Linked DNA regions of Homo sapiens: region 1 is linked to region 2. The links are chromatin loops, found by intact Hi-C in ENCODE. Cell type or tissue: Caco-2. All regions are shown on one strand. Links, peaks and the distances in the headings refer to the core of each region. The heading gives the core; the rest is flanking DNA. Region 1 holds the start of LOC124900694 (a long non-coding RNA gene). Region 2 overlaps LINC01258 (long intergenic non-protein coding RNA 1258).

Evidence for each region. Peaks named below come from ENCODE experiments on the same cell type or tissue, not always from the same donor. Only the 100,000 strongest peaks of a DNase experiment are listed, where the experiment ranks them.
Region 1: a loop joins it to region 2, with 15 times the contacts of the local background. A loop is called at or near these places in 1 of 110 quality-filtered maps.

The regions. Positions count from the first base shown.
Region 1 is chr4:38,272,080-38,280,414 of GRCh38, reverse strand. It overlaps LOC124900694 (a long non-coding RNA gene), which reads left to right and starts at 539. Exons shown (of 2, transcript XR_007058100.1): 1 at 539-744; 2 at 3,781-4,238. It overlaps LOC105374409 (a long non-coding RNA gene), which reads right to left and starts at 433. Exons shown (of 2, transcript NR_188373.1): 1 at 326-433. RefSeq lists an enhancer at 1,240-1,409. In Caco-2, for the core only: no CTCF peak of the experiment used is centred there; DNase peaks (open chromatin) are centred at 614 and 4,924.
Region 2 is chr4:38,420,210-38,428,544 of GRCh38, reverse strand. It overlaps LINC01258 (long intergenic non-protein coding RNA 1258), which reads left to right. Exons shown (of 8, transcript NR_110951.1): 8 at 7,233-7,883. Among named protein-coding and RNA genes, the nearest start is that of LINC02513, 57 kb to the right of the region's middle. RefSeq lists an enhancer at 3,327-3,859. In Caco-2, for the core only: no CTCF peak of the experiment used is centred there; DNase peaks (open chromatin) are centred at 3,784 and 4,164.

The DNA of each region.
Region 1 (8,335 bases), core at 231-8,230, 150 kb after region 2:
TGTGGGACAAAGCATGAAAAAAGAAGCCAGAGGCAGTGTGGTGGGTCCGAGGAGACCTAGGTGGAAGGATGGGGCTGGCAAATCCCAGAGTAAGCCCAGCAAACAAGATGACCTGGCAGGAGGCTGCCACTGTCCCCAAGGGAAATAGTGCTAGTTATACCAACTCTTTTGAGCAAATGTCCATCCATGTGTATAGGTCAGAGCATTTCCCTAATCCTAGCCACAAGCCGAGAGAGGGGCAGGCTGCAGGCACGGCTGGGTCTCTCCCGCTCTATTTCTTTGGGATTCTGTGCAGTGTCATGCGGGGTAAGCTGCAGCTGCATACCATTTTTTTTTTTTTTCCTCTCCGAATAAAGCTCAGGTCTTTTTTTCTCTGAGTGGCTTAGCTGAGTCCCTTGGAACTGGTTTCCTATTGACTCGGGCTCTTGACTCTGCCAGCCTGGGAGAAATCAGGTCAGTTTAATCACTGCTGATGTCATAAAACCAGCTTACTTAATGGAAGCCTTAATAGAGGGTGGGGTAGGGAAGGGAGCTGAGATCACCCTGGAGGAGAACTCCAAGGGTGGGCGGCTAATGAGGGTTGGAGAAAGGTGGACCCATGGGCGGTGGCTGCCCACGGCCTTTGAAGTTTCATTTGCAGTGTTTTATGAGCCCATGCTGGAGTAAATTGTACCTGCAGGCTGCTGCACTTTGCCCTCCCCAGCAAAAGGAGGTGGAATTCACACTAGTAATGTCTGGCTGGAGGTGAGAGCTTGGGATCCAGAAAGCAAGGAAGCCATAGAGTTTAGCTGGCCCTGACCCTGCAGTGGGAGCTCAGTGTCCCCCTGCTCAGCCTCGCAGGGGTCTCTGTGGGGCTCCCTCTGTGGCCAAGCCACCTTCTCTGGGGGGTTCGCTCAGGCTTTGAAGTGCTTGAGGTCCTAAGATGAGGAGGAAAGAGGAGTGATCAGGGGATAAGTATTTCATATTTCAGATAATGGCACTGATTCTGTACAAACTCAGAATGGAGGTGCAGGTAATCTGTTGAGGAGTTGTTTGCTTTTGTGATTTCAAGCAGTTGTGTTCAAACACCTGTGCATAAACCACTGGCCTCAGAATGGAGGCGCCCAATAGACTTGTAGATTCCTGGTTCTGCAGGCCCGGGGTGGAGTCCACCCTTTGTTGACAGGCGCCCAGGTGAGGCTGACGACCCATCCGATTTTGAAAGCCCTCACCTAGACCCGTAAATGCAGAGGGACTCTGAGGAGGTGGTGGTCTCTGATGAGTAGGCATCCATGGCTTGCTATGCACGTGCCCCTGACAGCCAATAACATCACCCGGTGGGAGCTTGTTAGAAATGAAGAATGCCAGGCCTTCTGAAGCGGAACCTACATTCTTTTTTTTTTTTTTTTTTTTTTTTGAGACAGAGTCTCGCTCTGTCGCCCAGGCTGGAGTGCAGTGGCGCGATCTCTGCTCACTGCAAGCTCCGCCTCCCGGGTTCACGCCATTCTCCTGCCTCAGCCTCCCAAATAGCTGGGACTACAGGCGCCTGCCACCACACCTGGCTAATTTTTTTGTATTTTTAGTAGAGACGGGGTTTCACCATGTTAGCCAGGATGGTCTCAATCTCCTGACCTCGTGATCTGCCCGCCTCGGCCTCCCAAAGTGCTGGGATTACAGGTGTGAGCCACCGTGCCCAGCCTCGGAACCTACATTCTAATCAGCTTTGCAGGTGATTTGTATGCACATCACAGCCCGAGACCCACTGGTTTAGACTCCATGTCATTGAAACCGCTATTACCTGTTAGCTTCCTTGTTGGAGAAGGCCAAGTTGGCCTCCGTGGATGGTGGGTCTTTGGACTATTAATAGCTTTCTGATTCAGCAGTGGAGAGGTCTGGTTGCCAGGAACAAGGCTGCTGCGGGCATTGGCTTTTGTAGCTTGAAGTTGGATATTTGCCTGGATCGAAACACATTAACCAATCAGATACAGTGTATCTGTTTCCTGTTGCTGCTGTAACAAATGAATACATTACCACACATAGTAGATTAAAATAACACATTTATTATCTTACAGTTTCAGAGGTCAGAAGTCCAAAATGGATTTCACTGGGATAAAATCAAGGTGTTGGCAGCTCTCTCTCTCTGTAGGCTCTAGGGGAGAATTCATTTCCTTGCCTTTCCCAACTTCTAGAGGCTGTCTCCATTCCTGGGCTCGTGGCCCCTACTTCCATCTTCAAGGCCACCAGTGTAAGCATCCTCACACATTCTCTAACTGACTTTCCTCCCTACCTCTTTCCTTGATAAAGACCTTGAGATTTTGTTGGCCCCCCTTAGAGAACCCAAGATAATCTGCCCATCTCAAGATCTTTAATTTCATCACATCTGCAAAGACGCTTTTACCATGTAAGGGAACACCTTCACGGTTCTGGGGATTAGGATTTGGACCTTTTGGGGATGCCATTTTCTGCCTACCACAATCATATAAAACAGCCTAAATGAAGCCAATCAGCCATGTGCCTGGCACTTACGTAGCTAATAAATGTCAACCTGCCTGCTCTCAGGCCTGGCCCAATTCATGGATTCCAGAACTTTGGCCACAGTCCCCTTCTGCTACTGTAGCAGAGTTTTTGGTTCAGTATGTGTGAGGTGGGGCCTGAAGCTTTGCATTACTAACAAGTTGCCAGGTGATCCTGGTATCACTGGTTCCAGGATAATAGTTTGAGAACTACTGGCCTAGTGAACAGGGAGAGGGTTTCAAAACCAGGCAGACCAGGGTTTGAAATCTGCTCTACTGTTTGAGAAATTAAACACCTTGGGACTCATTTTCTCATTTGCAAAGGGTTCTCATAAAGTTTAAATGATTCAGAATGGAGCATCGTAGCTTGTACAGAATAGAAGTTTAATCACCAATTATTGAGCCATATGTTACAGATTTTTTTTCTCTTTATCGCAGTCATAAGATTTTCGTGTTATTGTATGACATAGGCCTTGCAGTGACACAGAGCTCCTGCTCTAGGTTGAATTGTACCGCCCCCCCACCACCTCTAAAGTTCGTATGTTGAACTTCTAACCCCTGGTACCTCAGAATGTGAGGTTGCAACAGGATCGTTGCAAGTGTAATTAGTTAAAATAAAGTGTTTGGGGTAGGCTCTAATCCAACGTGACTGAGTCCTTAATAAAGGGGAAAATTTGGATGCAGAGACAAACAGAGGGAAGACAATGGAAACAAACAAAGACAACATCATCTGTAAACGAAGGAACTACCAGAGCCAGGAGAAGGGCCTGGAGCAGATCCTTTCCTAGCACTATCAGAGGGAGTATGGCCGGCCCACATCTTGATTTTTGGATTTTGGCCTCCAGAACTGTGAGATAATAAATTTCTTTTTTTTTTTTTTCTTTTTTGAGACAGAGTCTCGCTCTGTCACCCGGGCTGGAGTGCAATGGCGCAATCTTGGCTCACTGCAACCTCCGCCTCCCAGGTTCAAGCGATTCTCCGGCCTCAGCCTCCTGAGTAGCTGGGAATTACAGGCATGCACCACCACGCCCGGCTAATTTTTGTATTTTTAGTAGAGACGGGGTTTTACCATGTTGGCCAGGCTGGTCTCAAATTCCTGACCTCAGGTGATCTGCCTGCCTCGGCCTCCCAAAGTGCTGGGATTACAGGTGTGAGCCACAGCGCCCAGCTGAGATGATAAGTTCCTTTTGTGTAGGTCAGTCTGTTTGTGGTACTTTGTTACACCAGCCCTAGGAAATTTATATAGCCCTGATCAAAGGAATTTCTTTGTTTCTTCATTACTTACTAGAACACCCTAGATGATGAATCCAGTGAGGGTCAACAGCAGAGAGGAGCTGCCCAGCAGAGAGGAGCTGCCCACCACACCCTCCACCCCATCTTCCTGAGCCTTCTGTGGAAGCACTGGTTTGCTAGCCTCTGAAGGGCCATGGGCCCAGCACCAGGTGCCCTCAGCTCTGAGGCCAGGCCGTTACCTGCATTCAAGATGGACACTGGCTAGAGAAAGCATGTCCACAGGGCTGGTCAGTAGGAAAGGGGTTGTGTTTCTGGAAGGGTGCATCTAACCCAGGGGTTGGTGAGCATTTTCCTAACCCAGGGCCAGGTAGTAAACATTTTTGGCTTTGCCAGTCATGCAGTCTCTGTCACAGCCACTGCACTCTACTACTTTAGCACAAAAGCAGCCATAGGCAATACATTTAAAAAGACGAGCGTGACTGCGTTCCAATAAAATTTTATTTATAAAAAACAGACAGCAGGCTGGATTTGACCTGTGTGTTGTAGTTTGCTAACCTTGCTGAGTAACATCCCCTGACCCTCACTGGTGGGGCCTGTGTTTTTGCTTTCACATTTATTTCACTTGGCATTCAGGGTAGCCACCATACACCCCATGCAAATGACAATCCATATTGGTCCAGACTTAGTTCCAGATGAAACTCATTACCAGATAGTTCCCAGGCTCAGGGATATCAAATGGGATCCAGCAGACAGCCACTTCCCACTGATAAGCAAGGATTCCAGGTCTGAAGGGCAAATGACGAAAGGGAACCTTCAGTCTGCAGAGAAAAGTCAGAATCCTTGGCTCCCAATCAGCAGGTCTTGCAGCATCTCAGCCCTCACACAAATCCCTGGGTCTCCATGATTGGGTGAGTCACTAATGGGTTAACAGCTGAGCTCCATCCTGAAGTTTGGCTCCAGTGCACCTTTAGAATAACAACCTGGGTCTGGATTAACATTCAAGAAAACAACCCCTCAGGAAAGTGTTCTGTAATAAAAGGATCCTATTTCCTCTCTGCCAGCTCCCACCTTTTTCTTTCAAGTCAAGTCTGAAGCAAGCTCAGAAACCTGTCAAGCTATGAATGATGAGTCAGACATTTAACCAAACAAATTTGCTCTCCTGGTGCCACTTGACACCTGCATGAGCCTGCAGTGGTGAAGGTGGGGTTTGTGAAGAGGCAGCAGCCTCCATGGATGAGGTCTTGCACAAACGCTCATCTACATTAAGGAAGTAGCGTGGCCAGCCACAGCTTCAGCCCAGGTCTGCGCACCGTGTTCTTTAAATCTTTGACCTGAACTATGTCATTGCTGAAATTCCTTAAAGCAACTACTTACATCTATAAAATGTTCATTGCCACCAGCCAGATGCTTAGACAAAGGGAAGCCCTGGTCCTTGTGTCTTGAGAGGTCTGAGACACTTGAGGCCTAACGGAAGATTTACTCTACTTCTCCCACGCCTCTTGCCAGCTAGGAGTTGTCCTCAAATATTAAAGCTGGGAGTAAAGGGAAGGGGTTCTTTTACTGTATTATATTACACCATATTACATCAAATCCTCATCTCGACTCCATGAGGTAGGGATTATTCTTTCAATTTTACAGATGAGGAAACTGAGGCTCAGAAAGATGACGATTCTCTAATGACACAAAGCTAGTCTATCAATCTGTTCTCACACTGTTATAAAGATATACCTGAGACTGAGTAATTTATGGAGAAAAGAGATTTAGTTGACTCACAGTTCTGCGGGCTAGACAGGAGGCATGGCTGGGGAGACCTCAGGAAACTTACAATCATGGTGGAAGGCAAAGGGGAAGTAGGTACAATCTTCACACAGTAAGGAAGGAGAGAGAGAGAGAGAGAGACAGCAAAGCAGGGAAGTGCTACACACTTTCAAACAACCAGATCTCATGAGAACTCTGTCACAAGAACAGCAAGGAGAATGTTCACCCCCATGATTCAATCACCTTCCACCAGGTCCTTCTCTCAACATTGGGGATTACAATTCAACGTGAGATTTAGGTGGGGACACAGAGCCAAACCATATCAGCTAGAAAGTAGCAGAGACGGGGTAGAATCCACTCCCCTGTCTCCCAGGGCACTGCTGCCTCTGCTCTGCCAGCTGGAGAGTCCTTCTACTCTGATCCGGATCACTCCATGAGGAGCTAGAAGAGAAGGTGGAGACGGTATGAATATTGGGGTATAACCTGGAGTAGCTCCAGAGTAATTGTAATTTGATTCAAATCAAATCCAGATACTGATACTGCCTTCCCAGAAATATGGTCTACCAGACTGGGCCATGAGCAAAATGGAATCCTTATACCCACGTTAGGCAACCAGGTTGAATTTGTTGAGGTTGAATTTGTTGAGCTATGCATTGCATGGATTCACCTCATAGGCACTTCAGGCAAGTGAGGCTCCAAGTGCATACTTCCTATAATTTTATTAATACTCATGATTGCCCCTAGGGATTTATGCCCAGATGGAAATGGAGGGCAGCCTATTTACACTGAGTGAAATTCTGTCATATGGGAAAAAGAGGATAAAAGAATGAAGGCCTGGTGCAGTGGCTCACGCCTGTAATCCCAACACTTTGGAAGCCCGAGACGGGAGAATTGCTTGGGCCTAAGGAGTTCAAGATCAACCTGGGCAATGTAGTGAGGCCTTGTCTTCTTGAAAAATAAAAAAATTAGCCAGGCATGATGGCATGTGCACCTGTAGTCCCAGCTACTCAGGAAGCAGAGGTAGGAGGATAACCTGAGCGCAGGAGGTCAAGGCTGTGGTAAGCCAAGATAGCACAACTGCACTCCAGCCTGGGTGACAGACTGAGGCCCCTATCTCAAAAATAAATAAATAAATAAAAAATAAAAGACTGGAAACCTTCCAGTACATACTAGGAGCTTATAAAAGTTCATATTCTTTGACTTGAAGTTGTAGATTGCTTTCAAACTGGCCCTGCATCTCTGCCCCTCCCTGTGTTAGGATGTCATTTATATAGCTCCTCTTATCAAAGGATGGAGTCTAGTTCCCCACTCCTTGAATCTGGGCTGGCCTTGTGACTGACTTAGACAATAGAATGCACCAGAAATGAGGATGTGCCAATTTTAAGCCTTGCACACTTCTGCTTGCTCTCTTGGAACCCTGTCCAACTCTAATGTGACAAGCCAGTGCCAGCCTGCTGAAGGATGAGACCACATGAAGCAGAGACAAGCTGTCCTAGCTGCCTCCAGCTTAAACAAGCTAGCCCCTGCCCCATCTAGCCCCTAACTACAAATGCATGGTTCAGCCCTGTCTAGATTGTAAGAACCATCTAGATGAAGCCAACCTAAATTACTGACCCCAGAACTGTGAGGTAAACAATTGTGGTTATTTTAAGTCAGTAAGTTTTGGCCTAGTTTGTTTTGCAAAAGCTGTGTGATGTACTCAGTAACTTTTTAGATAGAAACCCATTCTAGTGATATAGTCAGAAGTTCAAGCAGAATGTGTATATATTTAAAACTCATCTCAGTGTTGATTATGAGCAAATACAATTTCTGTAAAAACCTAAATAACTTATAATAAGGGATTGGCAAAATAAATCTTGTATCCGTATAATGCAATTGTGTAATGTAGCCAGTTAAATGCACAGAAATGGAGTAATTTATACTGCCACACATTGCATACACTGCAGAGGACTCTAAGTATAAAAAGAAATGGGGGAGGTCTCAATAGCCTGCAGTGATCTCCAGGTTGCTGGGTTTTAAAAAAAAGGTTTATAAAGTTTGCATAGCTGAGTTAGAGAGAGAGAAGAATGAATAGCTGGAACACAGAGGATTTTTAGGGCAGTGAAACTATTCTGTACGATACTATAGTGGTAGATACATGTAATTTTACCTTTGTCCAGACCCATAGAATGTACAACACCAAGAGTGAACCCTAACGTAAACTATAGATTTTGGATGATAATGATGTGTCAATGTTGGTTCATCCATTGTAGCAAATGGTCCACTCTGGTAGGGGATGTTCATCCTAAGAGATATGCATGTGTGGGGGTAGAGGGCATATGGGAACTCTCTCGTAAACCTAAAACTGCTCTAAAAAATAAAGTCTATTTTTAAAAAAAGTTTGCATAACTTATCTGGAAAAGGGGAATATAGCAAATATATATTTGCTTATGTTTTAAAATGGAAGGGAAGAACAAAACTATTTTTAAATGGAAGGGGAAAGAATAGGGTAAAAAAAATACAGAAATGGAAGCTAGACTTTTCTAAATGCACCGTGGTTTATAGATTTGAGTTAGGGACTATGTAAATATTTTATGCAATTTTGAAATTAAAATGTTTTAAATTCCTAAAGATAAAAACCAAAATGAAATAGAAGAATTTGACACTGTATGGAATTGGTGGCATAACCACATAGGAGCTATTTCTTTTTTTTTTTTTTTTGAGATGAATCTCACTTTGCTGCCCAGGCTGAAGTGCAGTGGTGCGATCTCGACTCACTGCAACCTCTGCCTCCTGTGTTCAAGCGATTCTCCTGCCTCAGCCTCCAGAGTAGCTAGAACCACAGGCATGTGCCACCACACCTGGCTAATTTT
Region 2 (8,335 bases), core at 274-8,273:
AAAACAGCAAAGTGTGTACAAATTAGGTAACTTGCCTGAGATAACATCCCTGGTAAGTGATGGCACCAGCATTTTAATCCAGGTGGTCTGTGACTCCATAGTGGGAACTTTCCCATTTAATTCCTACTGAAATCTGGTAGTCGTGAAAATAATTTCTCTATCTCAAAATAACAGTCATTCCCACAACTAGTATTCTGCACATATATATGTTGGAGGTTTATTATATGCCAGGACCATGCTGGAGGCTCAGGGGTATAAGAGAATACTAGACAGAGTGCTTGCTCTCAAGGTAGCCATGCCCTTCTGGAGGTCATTCGTGTAGCATGTCATAACTGCTGTGGAGTGACGTCACACAGAATGTCTTCTAAAATTATAGCAGCATGGTCATTCAGAGGGATTTGACATGTGCTGGGAAAATCTCAGTTAATCCTAGCCACTGGATTACTTCCTGCAAAAATGTAAAAAAAAAAAAAAATACAAGGGATAGGATGTAGATGACAACCTCGCTATCATCAAATATTAGCAATAGCCAACTATATCCCTTGGTCAAATGAAAAGCCTACAGATTTTGGAATCACACAGACCCAGCTTCAAATTTCTGCTGGGTCCCTTATTAGCTGTGTGACTTTGAGCAATTTACCCAAACTCTCTGAACTTCTGTTTGTTCACCTATACAAGCAGAAGAAAAAGATCTCACCTCTTCTAGTTGCTTAGACCAGGGATTCGCCAACTTTTTCTTAAAGGAACAGATAGTAAATATTTTGGTTTTTGCTTGGCTGTATAGGCTCTGTCACAGCTACTCAGCTCTGCCATTGTAGCACAAAAGCAGCCATGGACAACATGCAGATGAGTAGGTGTGGCATTATTACAATACATTTTATTTACAAAACCAGACAGGCTGGATCTGACCCATGGGATATAGCTTGCTACCTTTTGGTTTAGAGCATTAAATGAGATATTGAAAGGAAAAAGTGTATAAAGGTCTCTGATCTACTGTAGACAATGATTGTTCATTTTCCTTCCTTCCTGCAATTTATTTAATTAGACTGATAGGACACAAAGGTGGACACTCTACCTCTCTCTTGAAGTGCTCATGGTCCACTTGAGGTGACAAGATATAGAAAATATAGAGAGTAATACACTTTTGCAAGTGCCAAATGCGAAGGAAACAGAGTGAACGGCAGAGTCATAGGAATTGAGTGAATGGAATAACGACCATAAGAAAAATGGTTAATGTCAAATGAAGGAAGAAGAAAGGATTTCCAGGCAGGAAATCTAAAGAAGGAGGAATGCTATAAGTAGTTAGAGGAAGCTCAGTGAAACTATTTGTCTGGAGAAGAGAGGGTGTATATAAGAAGAGTGAATGGCAATCAAGCTTAGCCACAGCAGTGTAGGGCTGAGTGATGGGTTCAGGAGTTTACATCTTGATCTGTAGATATCATTCAATGTGCTACTGGGTTTTTTTTTTTAATAACATAGTAGGCACTCATCAGATAATTGTTGGGTGAATAAAGTCATCTGGAAGTGATTTATGGGATGGTTGGGCAGAAAATGGCAGCTGAAAGATCAGGGATTGATGGCAACTAGCATCAGCCAGAAAGGACAGATCAAAAAGACACTGCACAGGAAGAATGGACATGACCCAGTAACCAAACTGCAGGCAAGAGGGAGGTACTATATAGAGATGATGCTGAGGTTTAAATCTGGTGACCAGAAAAATACTATTGTTGTTGATTATCTTAGTCTGTTTGTGCTGCTGTAACAAAATGCTTTAGATTGAGTAATGTATAAACAATGGAGATGTATTTCTCAGAGTTCTAGAGGCTGGAAAGTCCAAGATCAAGGTGCTGGCATGTTTGGTGTCTGGTGAGAGCCTGGTCTTTGCTTCCAAGATGACACCTCAAATGCTGTGTCCTCTGGAGGAGACAAATGCTGTGTCCTCATATAGCAGAAGGTATATGAGGTACTTATTCCATCCTTGAGGGTAGAGCCCCTATAACCTGCCTCCTAAAGGCCCCATTTCCTGATACTGTTGCATTGGGTCTCAAATTTTGGAGGGTCACAGACATTCAAACCATAGCAGTGATATAATGAAGGGTGTCACGGAAGTTGCTTTCTGGAGGAAACATTACAAATTTAGTCTTAAGCACTTGAATTTAGCATACCTGAGAACATCCAGGTGAACAAATTTGGTATGATAAGGTAGGCTCAAGAAAGAGATTGAGCATGGAAGCAGACAGAGATTAGACATCAGCCTCATAAACGGATGTCTCAGGAGAATGACTGAAGTCTTGATTCTGGCTGAGATTTGCGGACCAAAATGAGGATCTTGTGTCGAGACTGACTCAGTGACAGGGCTCTCCTTAGAAACCTCAAAGCAGCTCTCTAATTCATCCTAAGTATTATGGCAATAGAAGTGCTGAGAAATTGATAAGGTCTCATAACATGTTTTAAAATGTAAAAACAAAGATCAGAAAAAGAATTAAATAAACCTTGGGATTCTGATGTCCAGAACCGTCTTCCATACAATCCAGAAGAAAAGCCTCAGAATGTGAACTCCTACACTATGTAAATTCAATAAGTACACCTAGTAAGAGTAATCCCATTGAGTTCAGATAATAGAAGACATGGAAATGTGTCACCAATAATAATCATAAGACATTCTCAGCACTTTTCCACATGTGGCTAACGCAATCATAACTTAGCAAAGCTACTTTCAGATATACATCAGAATTTCTTGCTCTGTTAAATACAATTTTATGGCAAATCTTTTGCAATTTTCAATAGATCTCAACTTGATCTACTTCTCTTGTCTTGCACCTGCCTCAATTTTCTTGCTACTACTGTGAGGGAGGGGTTTTCTGTTGACTAGAAAGGGAAGTGATTTATGGGGCAAGAGGCAAAAGAAATGGATCCATCTAGAATAGCATTTTTATTATATTTTCTCTAAGTAAAATCAGAAAACTGTTACCCAGAGGTATTATGATCTGGCCATGTTAGACTCCAGCTCCTTATTAAATTGGTGAGTTATGGAGAAGGTGTTACCATCCGAGACAGTTTTTCATTTTCGTCTTTCCATTTAACTATTTCTTGAAGCTGATGAAATACATAGTACTTAGGTTATTGCAGGGTCAGGCAGAACGTTCTTTTTAGGGAATACATAGCAGTGAAAGAATTGTAGGATTTTTAAATCTGGCATCAGAGCTTGGCAAGTTTAAACATCCAAAAACATCCCTTTTTGTGTAAAAAGGGAAAACTCTAATCCAGAGAGACTAAATGACTAAAAGACTCAGAGTGTGCTGCAGAACCAGGTCTGGAACCCTAGAATCCTGGCTCCCAGTCCGTTACTTCAAGTACAACTTTTTCGAAATTCACATTGGCCACGAGTAGATTCTCCTTCCATTGTAAAAGAGCATTTAGGCCACAACCAGCAGAAACACTAAGCTGCCGATTTCTGTTCATGATGCGTCCACCTGGTCATCTTCTGACATTTTCCAAGGGCTGGGACAGCTTTGGAAAGCCCTGTTAGAGACCAGGTTATTTTAAGGTGGAAAACAGAAATCCTAAAAAGCCCAGGCATATACTTGCTTTTTTTTTTTTTTTTTTTTTTTTAATGGAGAAGCTGAGGGACCCAAGAGCCAGCCCTGAAACCTTGATATTTAAAGCAGTTGTCTGTAGACATAATACCCTAGTTTGATCAAAGGGTTGGGCCACACAATCCCAGGGAACAGGAAGGCTGACAAGGGGGGAAGGGCCCTTTGTCCAGGAGGCCTGGAATCCGGATGCCCTGGTTGGCGAGGCTGCTGGCCCTGCTGGGGAGGGGCTGAGGCCCAGTCTATGCCCGCGTTCCTCCCCCTGCCCTTCTGGTCCCTACACTGAGAGATCAGACAGAGCCTGCTGTCTCCCCACACTCAGTATCTGATCAGTTTTCTTCAGGACATTAATAAAATGAATCTATAGGCTTTGCTTGTATTTTTGTTGTTGTTTAATTCTACAATCAGAAAAGGTAAGCACCCCAGTTTAACTCTTTGAGTCTTTCTCCCAGCATGTGGCTTCCTAAACAAATATTTCATCTATCGTTCAGGTCACATTCTTGACCTTGTTGTTTCAGGTGCCTGATAATTCTGGGCTAATGACGGCCTGGCGAGCACGTTGGTTCCCCCACCACCACCCCACCACTCTCCAGTGCACCCTGCCCTCCCTCCTGTCCCCAGCAGCTTTCCCTGGGCTCATTTTAGTACCAGCCCCTTCCCCATTAATTGCTTTTCCTTCGGTAGCCTTTCTTTTCTTTATCAAAGTGCTTGCTCTGAAGGCTTCTACTTCAGATTCCTGCCCCCAGTGCCCTTGGCCTGTTCATTATTTAATTTTGCTTTCAGTCCCCTGCCTGTCAGGCAATGTCTGCACCCTGTGATTGTTTTCATTTTTGAAAGTCTCCAAAGATCACAGCCTTGTAGACACACTTTAAAAATATTATAATGATTTCTGGTGTGCGCACGCGTGTACACGCACACAGACATGAATGAATTAGAAAAATGTGCTTTGGACCGACCTAGGTTCTCTGAAGCACAGAATTTGACTGATAAAAGGGCTTTATGCACTGCCCCCTGGCCCTGCTGACAACACTACCCCTAATGCCTCTCCTTCTGCTTTATGAGTTGCTGAGATGGGTGTTTTTCTGTAGTCAGTCAAACAAATACATAAAGTAACTTCTAGAGCTTTTCGGCATTGTACTAAGCTGGCTGAAGGCATTTTAGAGATCCAATCTTGCTGAGGGGCTTGCATTAACATGGAAGGAAGCAACACTCTCTGATAGCAACTGACATAGGTCTAGTCATGCAGTAAAGCATTCAAAATAATCCGGAGAAAGGGTAACAGATCGAGCCTTTGGGGATGAATGATAACTGGATTCAGGAAAGTTCTTCTGATTTTTCTTTTTGACCCCTAAACGTCAGATGTGTTCAACATTATTACGGACTGAGTTCTATTCCCCCAAAATGTGTATGTTGAATCCCTAACCCCCAGTGTCTCAGAATGTGACTGTTTTTTGAGACAGGGTCTTTAAAGAGGTAATTAAGTTAAAATGAGTTCACTGGGGTAAGCCCTAATCTGATCTCTGGTGTCCTTGTAAGAAGAGATTTGGACAGACCTGCAAGGAGGGAGATGTATGTGGGGCACAGGGAGCAGAAGGCCATCCTCAAGCTAAAAAGAGTGGTCTTAGAAGAAGCCAGCCCTGGCAGCACTTTGAGTTGGGACTTGCAGCCTCTGGAACTATGAGAGAAGAAACTCCTATTGTTTAAGCACCCACTGTGTGGTACCTTGTTATGGAAGCCCTGGCAAACTAATGCAAACATCGGTATTTCAAGATGGTGTTAGTTCTAGATGAACAATGAAATTAATCACAGAGCAATTTCTGGGCAGGAAGTGGCTTTTCTGCCCCTGTTTGGGTTTCCAGGCACTTAATTCTTATTTGCGGACAAGCAGTAGATATTCAGCATGTGTTTATTGGGCACTTCCTTCATGCCACACGCTGCACTAGGCCAAGCAACAGAGATTCAGAAGCCTATGGCTGTATCTAGAGTCCAGATGAGATGAGCTTCTCAAACTGGCAGTGGATGCATGTTGATGACGGTTCCCCAAGGTAATCTTCTTCCTAGGACCTAATGGCCATGTTGTAATAAGACTTTTCTTCTTTAGTTGCTAATTTGATTCCTAAAGTATTAGGTACATGTAAAATAGCCTTTTTGTGTAGATCAAAATGTTGAATTAAATGCAATATGGAACAGAAAATGATTAGAATGCATTCTGGAACAGAAAAAAGATATTAATGAAAAAACCGATGAAATCCAAATGAAGTAGTTCAGCTAATAATAATGTGCCAATGTGAATTTCTTAGTTTTTCTACATGTATCTTGGTTATTTCTATGGTTTGAATGTGTCCCCTAAAGTTCATGTGTTGGAAACATAATCCCCAATGCAACAAAGTTAGGAGATAAGACTTAATAGGTGATTAGGTCACGACAGCTCTGACATCATGAATAGATTAATTTCATTACATGGAAGTGGGTTTGTTTGGTGAGAGTAGGTTTGTTAGAAAAGTGAGTTCAGGCCAGGCATGGTGTTTCACACCTATAATCCCAGCATTTTGGGAGTCTGAGGCAGGAGGATTGCTTGAGGCCAGGAGTTCCAGATCAGCCTGGATAACATAGTGAGACCCTGTCTCTACAAAGAACGAAAAAAAATTAGTCAGGTATGGCCTGGCACCGTGGCTCATGCCTGTAATCCCAGCACGTTGGGAGGCCAAGGTGGGTGGATCACGAGGTCAGGAGATTGAGACCATCCTGGCTAACACGGTGAAACCCGGTCTCTACTAAAAACACAAAAAATTAGCCGGGTGTGGTGGTGGGCGCCTGTAGTCCCAGCTACTCGGGAGGCTGAGGCAGGAGAATGGCATGAACGCAGGAGACAGAGCTTGCAGTGAGCCGAGATCATGTCACTGCACTCTAGCCTGGGTGATAGAGAAAAACCCTTCCTCAAAATGAACAAACAACAACAACAACAAAAGTGAGTTGAGCCTCCTCCTGCTCTTGCACTTTCACTCTCATGCTGTCTTGCCCTTCTACCTTCAGCCATGTGATGACACTGCACAAAAGCCCTCACCAGATGCTGGACCCATGCTCTTAGACTTCCCAGCCTTCACAACCCTGAACAAAATAGACTTCTATTGTTTATAAATTACCCAGCTTCATGTGTTCTTTTATAGCAATATGAAATGAACTAAGACCATTGTGTAACATGCTAACATTAGGGGAAATGAGGTAAAAGATGTGTATAGGAATTCTCTCTATAATCTTGGCAACTTTTCTATGAATTCCAAAAATCTAAAATTATTCCAAATTAAAAGCTTATTTTAAAAATGTTGGAATATTGGCGATTTTACATGGCTTAACCTAATAGGTAAAATCCAGATATTTAAATATAAAGCTGTCTGATACAACCTTTTAATGATACAGTAGTAGGATTTATGTTTGAAATTGAAGTATGTTTTCCTTATAGATGTTTTTAGATAATTGATAGGCTTTTGTACCTTGGCAGCCCAGCTCCTGGATGCCTAGCCAGTATATGTACAAGTAAGAACTAACTGAGCTTTCAAAGATAAAGGACCCTATAGCCATTACTGAGGGACAGCTTGGGCTGAGACCAGCTAATGGAGCTTCTTTCACTTCTTTGACTAGGCAAGGATAAGCTGGGGACTATGTGCTGATGGAATGACTGATTCCTTCTGTTCTTGGGCATCAGTGGACACCCAACACAGCCTCATTCAAGGAGAACTGGTCACTTTCAACTCCTTTCTTCAGCAGAGGATCCTTCCTTCCTTCCCTCCCCACTGGGTCATGTGAGGACAGAAGGATTGTGCTATATCAGTTTTGGGGGATTCCACATTCTCATTTAGAGGAAAAAGAACCTGCTTCCAGTTTTACCCCTGGAACTAGAAAATTAATCTTTGATCAGACCAATCCCATTTAAGAAATTTGTTTTGTTTGGCTGGCAAGTATTTGAAATTTTAAATAATTATTTGCCACACTTCTAAATTGGGAAGTTTTACAAAAATATCTGGATATATGACTTCTCTTAAACCATCAGAAGTTCCAGCAACAGTTCTAAGTATATTCCACATAGAAAAGACTGATTGGAGCTGAACAGTTGTTGTGCCCTTTCAAAGGGTCATATGCTCTGTGTTTACTCATAGTCTCCACACAGCCCTCTCCGCTCACTCATCCAGCCACTTTCAGCATTTGAGTTTACAACCCCCAGTCTAGATCAGTGTTTTTCAAACTATAGGTCATCCCATTGTGGGAGTCATTAAATCAGTGTCTTGGATAACCAGTATGATATGGTTTGGCTCTCTGTCCCCACCCAAATCTCATCTTATAGTTCCCATAATTCCCACGTGTTGTGAGAGGGACCCAGTGGGAAATGGCTGAATCATGGGGGTGGGTCTTTCCCATGCTGTTCTAGTGATAGTGAATGGGTCTCATGAGATCTGATGATTTTAAAAATGGGAGTTTCCCTGCGCAAGCCCTCTTTTTGCCTGCTGCCATCCATGTAAGATGTGACTTGCTCCTCCTTGCCATCTGCCGTGATTGTGAGGCCTCCCCAGCCACATGGAACTGTGAGCTCTCCATTAAACCTCTATCCTTTGTAAATTGCCCAGTCTCGGGTATGTCTTTATCAGCAGCATGAAAACAAACTAATACAGTAAATTGGTACCACTAGAGTCAGGCACTGCTGAAAAGATACCCAAAAATGTGGAAGCAACTTTGAAAGGTAACAGGAA